Regions from separate parts of the Homo sapiens genome. Here region 2 is linked to region 1. A link is a contact called in ENCODE Hi-C or POLR2A ChIA-PET data. All regions are on one chromosome and are shown on one strand. Each heading gives the region's core, a stretch centred on a gene start or an enhancer-like site at or near the end of the contact. The rest is flanking DNA. Distances are from core to core; before and after follow the strand shown.

What was found. A loop is a pair of places that touch in the nucleus more often than their neighbours do. ChIA-PET counts read pairs that join two places held with the same protein, here RNA polymerase II (POLR2A). Pooled maps may share reads with other maps.
Region 2: a loop to region 1 is called in a map of naive thymus-derived CD4-positive, alpha-beta T cell, with 1.9 times the contacts of the local background. The contact joins two enhancer-like sites. A Hi-C loop is called at or near these places in 5 of 168 maps with a recorded cell type or tissue (HepG2, aorta, ascending aorta and 1 more), 1 of 37 single-sample maps with no recorded cell type and 13 of 50 pooled maps. POLR2A ChIA-PET finds 5 or more read pairs at or near these places in 8 of 52 experiments (AG04449, AG04450, BJ and 5 more).

Annotation. Positions count from the first base shown.
Region 1 is chr11:35,236,169-35,241,535 of GRCh38, reverse strand. No RefSeq gene overlaps it. Among named protein-coding and RNA genes, the nearest start is that of CD44-AS1, 24 kb to the right of the region's middle. RefSeq lists enhancers at 3,355-3,424, 3,435-3,504. Within about 2 kb of position 3,194, at least 3 of the 41 ENCODE cell types and tissues checked have a DNase peak (open chromatin) inside an H3K27ac peak, as active enhancers do.
Region 2 is chr11:35,269,390-35,274,756 of GRCh38, reverse strand. All of the region lies in intron 9 of SLC1A2 (solute carrier family 1 member 2), which reads left to right. Among named protein-coding and RNA genes, the nearest start is that of SLC1A2-AS1, 9.7 kb to the left of the region's middle. RefSeq lists an enhancer at 1,962-2,011. Within about 2 kb of position 2,141, at least 5 of the 41 ENCODE cell types and tissues checked have a DNase peak (open chromatin) inside an H3K27ac peak, as active enhancers do.

The DNA of each region.
Region 1 (5,367 bases), core at 1,945-4,444:
GGAGCAACTGGCTCTCTACTCAGAGGCTCTCACTCTGCTCACACTTAGGTGACATCTTCCTACACCTGCTAGATCATGAATTCCTCTGCCATTTACTGTTTTCCAAAATCTCTTGATATCTTTTTCTGCTAAGGTCCCTTCTTCCAATCTCTTTGTGAGTCTACATTATTTTGATGCATTTGTGATCATTTGAGTAAGTGTTAGGAAGGAGAATACATAATGAGTATATTCAATCTGTTGACTTTAACTGGAATTCTGTGATGGAATATTCATTCTCAAATGGAAGCAACACTTCACGCTGCTTCCCAGCAAGCAGCTCCAGGTCAATGTTTAACTGCCTCCAGTACCCCCCTCTCATTAGAAGAAACTCATATACACCCTGGCTAGGTCCACATTGGCACCTTGGTGCCATTCTACTAGCTATTTAGCAGCTGGCTTGAGGAATATATTCTCAGCTCTAGTTCTAGGCTATGACTTAGATAGGAAGTAAGCAGACATTTTATCTCCATTCAAATACCCTGGAAGAGCCCCTGGAATACAACAAGTGAGTTAATTCCTCTTTTTTTTTTTTTTTTGATCACGTACGAGGTCTGTTACTATTATTATTTGTGCATTTGTTCAACATACATGACTGACCATCCATGTGCCAGGTGATCTTCTAGATGCAAAGGACATTACAAGGAATGTGAAAATTACAGCCTCAGCTACTGATTTTTTAAAGCCTTGCATAATGATAGTAATGGTGAAATAGGAGGAAAGGGACCAGGTTTTCTTACCCCTGAATCACACAAGCTGGTGTGTGTATGTGCATGCCTTCGCAAGAGATATTCCTCTCCTTTTTTTTTTTTTTTTTGAGACAGTCTTGCTCTGTTGCCCAGGCTGGAGTTAAGTGGCGCTATCTCGCTCACTGCAAGCTCCGCATTCCAGCTTCAAGCAATTCTCGTGCCTCAGCCTCCCAAGTCGCTGGAAATACAGATGTGCACCACCATGCCTAGCTAGTTTTTGTATATTTAGTGGAGATGGTGTTTTGCCATGTTTGCCAGGCTGGTCTCGAACTCCTCGCCTCAAGTAATCCACCTGCCTCGGCCTCCCAGAGTGTTGGGATTATAGGTGTGAGCCGCCGTGTCCATCCCTTCTTTTAATTCTTGTCCCTCATCTTTCTTCCTTTAACCCCATCTATCTCTGGCGTCCCCACAACCTTCCCTTTCTCCTTATAATCACAACCCCTTCCCACAGAAATACAGATAGCCTCCAACTTAATGATGGTTTGACTTAAATTTTTTTGACTTTATGATGGGCTTATGCCAGTATTAAATGCATTCTTGACTTCTTATGATGTGTTATAGGAATATGGCCCCATTGTAAGTCCAAGAGCCTCTGTAACCAGCTCATGCCTGTCTCAGCTTTTTCGGTCCCCTCAGCTTTCCTAGCCTTCCACGTTGGATGCCAACTGCTTTTGTCCTCCTTCAAGTGATAGTTGCTCCACTGGGAGAAGGGATAACTTGAGTCCACAAGGGTGAGAGCTTGTCTCTGGGAGCTTGGCGGTGGGGAGGCGGGGGTGGAGAGGGGAGTGGTGGGCAGCATCAAAAAGATACTACCACACTGGGTTTCCCCTGGGTTACCTAAAATCAAGCACATCTCACCACCTCCAGGATTAATTTCTTTCAGAAACTCTCTGTTCTAACCTGTATGACATAAACCATTTTCTCCTACTCATTTTGACACTCTTACTAGCAGAATTAAATACCCTGGACTTATTATGCTAAAAGAGCATTCTCCCACCTTGCCTCTGAGATAGTTTATCAGACACCTCATTGTTATTTGACAATAAAGAATATCTTGTCCAAGTCGTACTTCCCTAAACCCTGGAGGCAGAGGGGAAGTCTCAGTTCATTCAGTCACAATGATAAGACTTAAAATGTAATCCCTTTGTGTGGTTCATCAACGAGATTAGATGATATTTTTTGGAACAGAAAACATTTCTAGCATAAAATTTCTGGGAATAAAGAATTTTCTAGAAAATGGATGTCTTATTGTCTACCTTTCTACAGAAATGAAGTAGACAATTACTTTTGTATTTTTAATGTTGAATTCTTTTTAAGGAACAATAAAAGGCAGAAAATAAGCCAGTCTCTTGTTTGAGTAGTCCTAGATTCTTTTAGGAAATTTCTTTAGCCAAGAGCTTCTTTGTAAATGAAAACTGAGAACCAAAGTTTGGCATATTATTAAACTTTTCCTCAAACATCAAATGAACAAGTAATCTGTGCCACACTTAGAATCAACTAATAGACATAAAGTGATTTACAGTCCCCAATAATTTTGACACTTGTTTAATAGCTCACTAATTTTGATGCCAGCCTTCTTTAAGAACTGAAATGAAAACTATTCCTGTTAAAAGAGTCAGTATGTTCAGGCAGAAGCAGTGTGGCATAGGAGTTAAGAGAGCATGTTCTAGGTCTGGGCTGTTTACATTGGCAGACTGCTCTGCCAGTTACTAGCAGAGTGACTATGCTTCCTCTGCCTTAGTTTCCCCATCTGTAGATGCAACATAATATGGTACTTCATCTCACAAGGTTGTGCAGAGTATCATTTCCGTTTTCTTATTTTAGCATGTCTGTACCAGGCACTGTTTTAAGATCTTTCAGGTATTATCTTGTTTAGTTCTGATAACTCTGTAAGCTATGTTCTACGATTACCTGTTAAACCACAGAGAGGTTAAATAACTTAATTTAGTTAACACATGCAACATGCTTAAGACAGTGCCCAAGTAGATAGCAAATGCTCAATTTCAGCCATTATAGATCAATATTCTATCTATCCCTCTGTCATAGCAGGTTCTTGGCTACAATTATCTGTGTCCTTCAGACAAGGATCTGTAGCGCAGCAATGGCGCAATGCCTGGCATATAGTAGATATTCAGTAAATGACGTTTAAATTGCAACTAATGAATGTTTCCTTCTTTTCATGATCTATAAATCCTTTTCAAAACACAAAATGTAGTTTAAAAAGAAAACGTGGACCATCAGTTATTCCCCAACCGTTTGTCCCAACTCAGGCAACCCAGTTCCATTCCCATTCCCACTCCCCACTAAGCCTTGAGTGCAAGGATGCCCACCTTCACCCTCTTCTTTCTGGTTTTACCTTGAGGATTCGAGAACGGAAGTCAGGCGGAAGGACTCAGTTTCTACGAAGACAAAGGGCATGTTGTAAAGCATCCACTAGGGGGCGCATTATCAACAGGGCAGAGAAGGCCAACAAGATGGTTGAAAACGAAGTTTCTGCAAAGGACGTGAACCTTGATGGGAAAATTTTCATTACTCTCATCCTTGGCTTGACAGATGAACACATTGCACTTTTCTCAGTCAGCTTTTACACAAAGGTCTAAATTTTGTCCAAGGGGGAAGTGATCTAAAACAGGGAGTCGGAGGTCCCTTGCCTATTGAGAGAGGTCCCAGCTTGCCACTGCCCTGAGGGAGAGTACAGCGCAGCCAATGACTCTGCTGCCCAGACCAGACTTTGTAGTTCTGAGTTGCTGTGCCTCCAAGCCCAGTGAAAGGGATTGAGAGAGTGGAAGAGAAGTAAAGTGTGGCCAAGACAACTTGCCCTGGAAGTGCAGCCAGCAAAACCCATTGAGGTTTGGAAGAGAGATGCTGTCCTTATTGAGACGCTTTTGAGTTTACTTTATACTTATTATGATTTAAATATCTGCTATATGCATAGACAGTCCTTATTAAATAGCTACTAACTTTCTTTCAGAACAATTGTTTGAAATCTTACTCTTCTTTGCATCCCTCTGACAGTTTACCCCTCTGACAGCTTTTCTTCACATTTCTCTCTTCATTTCTTAATGAGATTTAAAGAATCCTAGAAGAGGCGAAAATAAAAAGTAAATCTCTCACTGAACTCTAGTAACCCAAGCTGAAATTTGAAGCCCTTAGCCTTTATTATTGAAAACCTGTCTCTCCACTTCTGCATGGGTGAGTTCCCAAGGTCAAGGATCTTCAGAATCTCCAGAGCTAGGCCCTTGAAATTTCAATCTCATTTCTTCTCTCTCCCTATCTAGGGGTCACCTTGAAGGTTGGCTCTGGCAGAGCCTTTGTGTTATAGATGTTGGCAATAATAAACCTGCATATTCCACCCTTCCCCAGAAAACAGGAGTGGGAATCTCTTCTTCTTTTTGATACTATTTGGAAATCTTAGGGTGGGAGAGGGTAGGCTTTTCAGACCCCAGTGCTTAAAAGGGTTTGGGAGAGGTTCAGAAATTTTTGGAACACCTCTGACTTCTCCCAAATCATGGTTCATATTCTTTCTAGACCCCTACTGTGTATTCACACAAAAGTGATTAAGATAGCAGAAATGAGGGAAGGAAACCTATATGCGTCTACTATATTCCATCATTTTACAGATATTATCTCATTTAACCCCCCAGCATTCTTTCCGGTAGAGATTATTATTCCTGCTTTACCGATGAGGAAACCGAGGCACAGAACTGTTCAATAATTCGTGTAAGGTTATACATAAGTAAATGGCAGAGGTTGAATTTGAACTGAGAGTCTTGTTTTAAATATCACCTTTTAAAAGCTAAACCTTAGCCTCCTCTTCTGAGGTTTATTATTCCTCTTTCGGGAGAGAGGAAGGAGGAAGTGGTTTAGACAAGACTTCTGGAAAACAGTAGTCACCACGTAATGAGATCAGCAGTCTGGAAGCCTAATGGGGCAGGATTGAGGAGCCGGGTTATGGGCGGCCCTGACAGGCAAACTACTGGTGTTCAAGACCAGGTGTCAACACAGGCAAGAAATGGGGCTTGAGGCCAGGATGCCCAGCCAGACTTTCTTCTCCACTGAGCCTTTGCCCCGGGCATCACAGCAAAAATCACATTTACACATGACTGATTCTTCCCTTTCCAATAAGCACAGCATCTATGAAGTTGTTTATGGTTTCCTAAATTAATTCCATTGCCAATGTGGTCTAAATGGTGAGTGTACTCATCCCCAAATCTTTTCAGTGGTTTCTGAAAGCCTCCTTTGGCTCCACCAGGCACAGGGAGCTCTGGAATACTGACCTGGTTTGCAACATTTGGAGATGATGTCTTAACTTCAGCAAATTCAGTTTACCAAACTTCTGACAATAGACAATTCAGGCATGTTAAGCCAGAGACTTTGGAGAGAGCTGAGCTCTATCCCTGGTTCTACCACTTTCTACTTACCTGGTTTGGGGGACCATAATGAATTTCTCCGTACCCTCACACCTCATCATATAGTAGAACAGACAGGTTCATGGGCGGATTAATGAAATTGCAAAGTAAGAACTACAATGACATATGGACAAGGTAAGAGTTATACCCACAGAGGGGAAAATGAGCTCATC
Region 2 (5,367 bases), core at 892-3,391, 34 kb before region 1:
ATCATTGTTTTACAGTTGAGAAAACAGGTTCAGAGAGAAGTAACTTATCCCAATTTAGTGGATATTAACTGGCTGAATTGGGGTTCAAACCCAGATGATCTAGATATCCTTGGGTGTTCCAAGCATGCTCATCTGAGTTCTGCTGTTTTAAAAATTTGAGACACACACATGCACATGCACACACACACACACACAAACTTAACTAACTGACCCTCCACTCATGGCTGGTGGAAAACAAAACTAATTCCTACGTTAACCTTTTCTTTGAAGATTTTAGGGGCTTATGTCTATCTTAGTCTTTTGCTTTGATTTCCCACTTCCACTGAATTCTCTTTTTTACATCTTATCTCCGGTCTACATCAACCTCCCCATGGAATGTGGCCCCTTTTCCACTAAGTCCTTTCCTCTCTCACCAAAGTTTCTCTGACTTGAGGCAGCATAATTGCAGATCAAGGCGGGATGGGGCAGGGCTATAGTTCTGCGCAGCAAAATCATTTTTTGATATATCACAAAATAAATGCATGTTCATAGCAAAGGGAAGGACAAAGTTCAAAAGAGTAATAAAATGAAAAAGAAGTCGTCTCCCCTTCATCGACTGTTGAATCTCAAGTGTTATTTCACTGTTAATAATTTCAGGTAGCACAGACATAAAATAAAAATGTAATGTTAGGCATCTCCTTTTCTAAAAAATCTTTTAGTATTCCCCACCCCTGGGAATTTCCCCTTGGGACTCCTTGTTCTCCATCTTTGAATATTTCCCCAGCTCTCTGGACACCCCTCTCCTTTTCATCTGTAAAGTAATCTGAGCTCTCTGTGCCTCTCTCCTCATCCTGCTAGATCATGGCCTGCATCCTGACTTTTTACCACGAAAATATCTAACCAGATGTTTTACTAAACAAAAACCAATTGTGTCTCTAGAGCTAATCTGCTTTCAAGTCTTAAATTCACAATCCATCCTGGTCCTGCCCCTTCCACATACCAGCCTCCCCATTCTCCCCTGCCCAGCCTGTGCCATAAGTAAATGAAACATAGTCTCAGTCCTCAAGGAGCTTATAGTCTAGTAATGGGGTCAAGAAATCCCAATGGAGCCTCCTAGGTGCAAAAAGAAATGGATAAGGTGTAGGGAGGAATAAAAGAGAAAATGCTCTGATCCCCTTTTCACCTGGACTAAAAATGGTAATATAATGAGAAGCTTCTTCTGGGTCATATAAGCCTTTTATATAAAACAGCCTTGGTGGAGGACCTCTTGGTTGACAAGCACTCAATACATGTTAGCAGTTATTATCTTCTCAACATGCTTGCAGGTGAGTATCCCTCTCCATATGTTACGAATGAGAAAGCTGAGCAGGACAGGCTAAGAAATCTTTAATGCTTGAGCTGGGAGTGTCATCCAGGCTGGTATCCGGACTTCACGCTCTTAGCCAATGCTTACGTGGATCTCCTTTTCTTCCCTAACCCCATGTGACTTTAGCCCTTGAATGCCCAGAGCTGTGCCAGCCTTCCTCGGGTTTGGGGCCTCAAGTGACCCCTCTTCCACACCCTGCCCCTAAAGACAGTCCCTTCGCACCATGCATCCTGAGAGGCAGGTGCTATGTTTTGTTTCTATCAATATTAAGTTGAACCATATGAAATTGCCAATATTTGACCTTTTTATATGGAAATAAATGGCAATTTCATATGGTTCAATCCAATGCAAGACACCAGATGAATTGTGGGTGACAGCTCCCTCAGCCCTGTTCTTCTCTGTGAACCAGGAGTTCCAGACGATTTCACATTTCCCTGTTGGAGGATTTAGACTGAGAGATGAAGATGAGAGAGAGTACCTTGGTACTTGTTTTTCTTTCAGTGAACCAGACCCAGTGACTCAGTGTGAAGTAACTCGGTCAAGCCCCTCTCTCATTTTTGGTTCCTGGTGACCTCTAAAGCATAGCCGTGTCATCTGTAGAAAACCCATGAAATGCAAGATCTGCTTTCATCTTCATCCCCTTCTTGCAGTCCTGACACACAGCGTCCAGACCCAAAGATGGTGTCACACACTCTAAAAGTTGTCTTTTACCAAGCCTTAAAGCTCTTGAGGGCAACGCGAAAGACAGGGTTTCCTGAGTGGTGAGGGATGATTGTGAGAGAAAATGAAACTCTGCCTGTGAAGAAACTTTCCACACATGAACCACAAACTCCCATGTCCTGCCTTGGGCCCCAGTTAAACTTCCCCAGAGTTGGTCAGACATTCCCCTGGCAGCCTCAAGGGTGTTCTGCCTTGCAGCATTTTCAGAAAGGAAGACCCATGCAGAGCAGCCATGACCTACCTCCTGGCTGGGCATCCTGGGAATCTTCCCAGAATGCCTTGTGGCAGAGAAACCTGGCATGAGAGGGCTCTGTATTCTAGTTTAATCCAAATTGACAGCTTTCTGTTTAACAGATCCCCTTTAACGTCCTGCCTTCTCACTTAGAAACCTATTTTCATAATCTTACCTTTTACTCCTTCCCTTCTGTATTGATGGAATACAGTCCCTCCACCAAAGGAAATGGCCTTTATCTCCACTCTGGACTTCCATCCTCTCTGATCTCTCTAGGAACCTAACTTCATCAATTATTCCCTCTTCTCTGTATCTTCAGTTACTTCTTCCCCACCAACCTCTTCTCATTTTGATTTAAACATGTTCAAATATTCTACCTCTTAAAACAAAACACAAATTTGATCTCCTTTCCATTTCCATCTGCCATTTCCTCTCCTTCCTTTCTCAATCAATCATCTTGAATAAGCTGATTATACATAATGTCTCCATTTCTTCACTTCACTTTCCATTTTTTACCTATAGTGAGCTGGCTTCTATCACTACCTCTGTATTGAAACTGCTCTTGCCAGGCCAATAGTGACCTCTTTGTTGTTAAAACCAAAAGAATCTTCTTTTTTAAGATGGAGTCTCGCTCTGTTGCCCAGGCTGGAGTGCAGTGGCGCTATCATGGCTCACTGCAACCTTCGTCTCTCAGGCCCAAGCGATTCTCCCACCTCAGCCTCCAGAGCAGCTGGGATTACAGGTGCACGACACCACACCCGGCTAATTTTTTGCATTTTTAGTAGAGATGGGGTTTCACCGTGCTGGCCAGGCTGATCTCAAACACCTGACCTCATGATCCACCCACCTCAGCCTCCCAGAGAAACGTCTTACCCTCATCTCACCTGATCCCTAGATAATAATTAGGGTTGTTTGCCATACCCTTATTTTGAAGCATACTTCCATTTACTTACAAAATGACAAACTCTTCTAGTTTCCTTTAACTTTTGCAGGCTCTTATCTTGCCCATTCATTAAAAGTTGGTTGACCTTAGTGTTCCAGCCTAGACTGTCTGCTTTTTACACTCTGCATTCTCTCCAAGGGTTAATTAAGCACCTCGGTGGCATCCTCAGCCTTCTCTATGGGATGAGTCCTATTATCACCTGCATCACAGATGTGTCTCCTGACCATCAGTCTATATTACCAGCCATCTGTGGGGCATCTGCTCATAACTGAGTCACATGCTTCACCCTCAACGTGTCCAAACCAAAGCCAGAATCTTTCCCGCTCCAACTGACCATGCTCCCTACATATGGTTACATTGTCTACTGGTTGCCCAAACCAGAAACCTGAGAGGAATCTTTGACTCTTTTTTATTCCCTATAACCAATCAGTCTTCAAGTCCTATAATTCTGTCTCCTGAGTCTTGCTCAAATCCATCTTTCTCCAAACCCATCATATCCTCACTAACTGGATTTCACTCTTTCAGGCTTATGATTTTTTAGTTCGTTCTTCACAATGGAACAAACATGATCTTTTCTTTCAATGGCTCTTCATTACACTTGAGATAAAGACTAACTCCTGAACTTGGCTGATAAGGCCATACATGATTTGGTTAATTCTTACTTTCTGCGTCTCTCACTATACTTGTTAGCCATCCTGAATTCATCTAAGTGTTCCTACCTCTTAGATTTCATGCATATTATTTCTTTCCTCTCTCTATCTCATTTTCTTGGACTTATCCTTAGGGCCCAACTCAAGACACTTCTACTTAAAGCTTTTCTTATGACCCAAGTGTGATAGTGTTCTACCTACATGACCCTGTAGCACTCTGTACTCATTTCTTTTTGAACATTTATCTCACTCTAGTGGAGGAGGTAGACAAATAAACAGTACGTGGGTTCTTGGGGAAAAGGGAGTTTAAGAAGGATTTTTGCTGCCTAAGCAATTGGCATAGTGCCCTTACACACTCTAAGATGCTTATTAAACATCTGTTGAATAAATAAATTCACTAACAAAGAACTCAAACTATTAGAGTTGATGTTTTCTTCTTTCTACTTAGCTATTAACAGGTGTAAGAAAAGGAACATTTTCTTGCTCATGTATGCCTGTAACCTACAATGAGTACTTAAAGGATGTCTAGTATTTCTCTTATTCCGCTTAGTACAACCTCCTGTGAGGTTGGGATTAGCCTCATTCCCTTGCTCAGGTGAAAAGTTATTTGCTCAAATGGGAATCAGAAGCCCTGGGTTAGTGTTCTCACCCAAGGTCCAGGGCCCTTTGCATCTTGATTTTGCATCAAAAGAATAAAAGCATCAATCTGCTTTTATTGTTTTTTAAAAATTCATTTTAAAATATTCTTTCATTCATTTTTGAGACAGAGTCTTGCTCTATGGCCCAGGCTGGAGTGCAATGGCACAATCTTGACTCACTGCAGCCTCTGCCTACCGGGCTCAAACGATTCTCCTATCTCAGCCTCCCGAGTAGCTGGGATTACAGGCGTGCACCACCACGCCTGGCTAATTTTTGTATTTTTAGTAGAGACTGGGTTTAGTAGAGACCAGGGTGGTCTTGCACTCCTGACCTCAAGTAATCCACCCACCTCAGCCTCCCAAAGTGCTGGGATTGCAGGCGTGAGCCACTGCATCCGGCCAGTCTGCTTTTATTCTATACAACTCTGTCTTCCATCCATTCCTGTCTTAATGGCTATTTCATTGGCCAGAGTTCTTTTTCAAATTCAAGGAGATTTGATGGCATGGAAGAGATGTGGTGGTAAAAAGAAAAAATGTGGGGAAAACTTACTCAGAAATCCTATTCCAAAAACTTGGCTGCTTCAGTGGCTGCTTCTGGAGAGCAAGGATTTGGTGTCAAGGGTTGAAGAAGCAGTCGTTTGTAAACTTATGTCAACCACTTGAGTGGAAATGGATGTGTTAAACTGGAAAAGTCATTAACCCTTTAGCATAATATTTTGTGCTTTTGTTCATAACATGGTGTGTGAGTGGAGTTATCCCCAAAAACGGTAGGACCCAGCACATAATGAGTGTCAACCATAGGCTAGGAACTGAATTTGTCTTCCCCAAATTCTACAAAA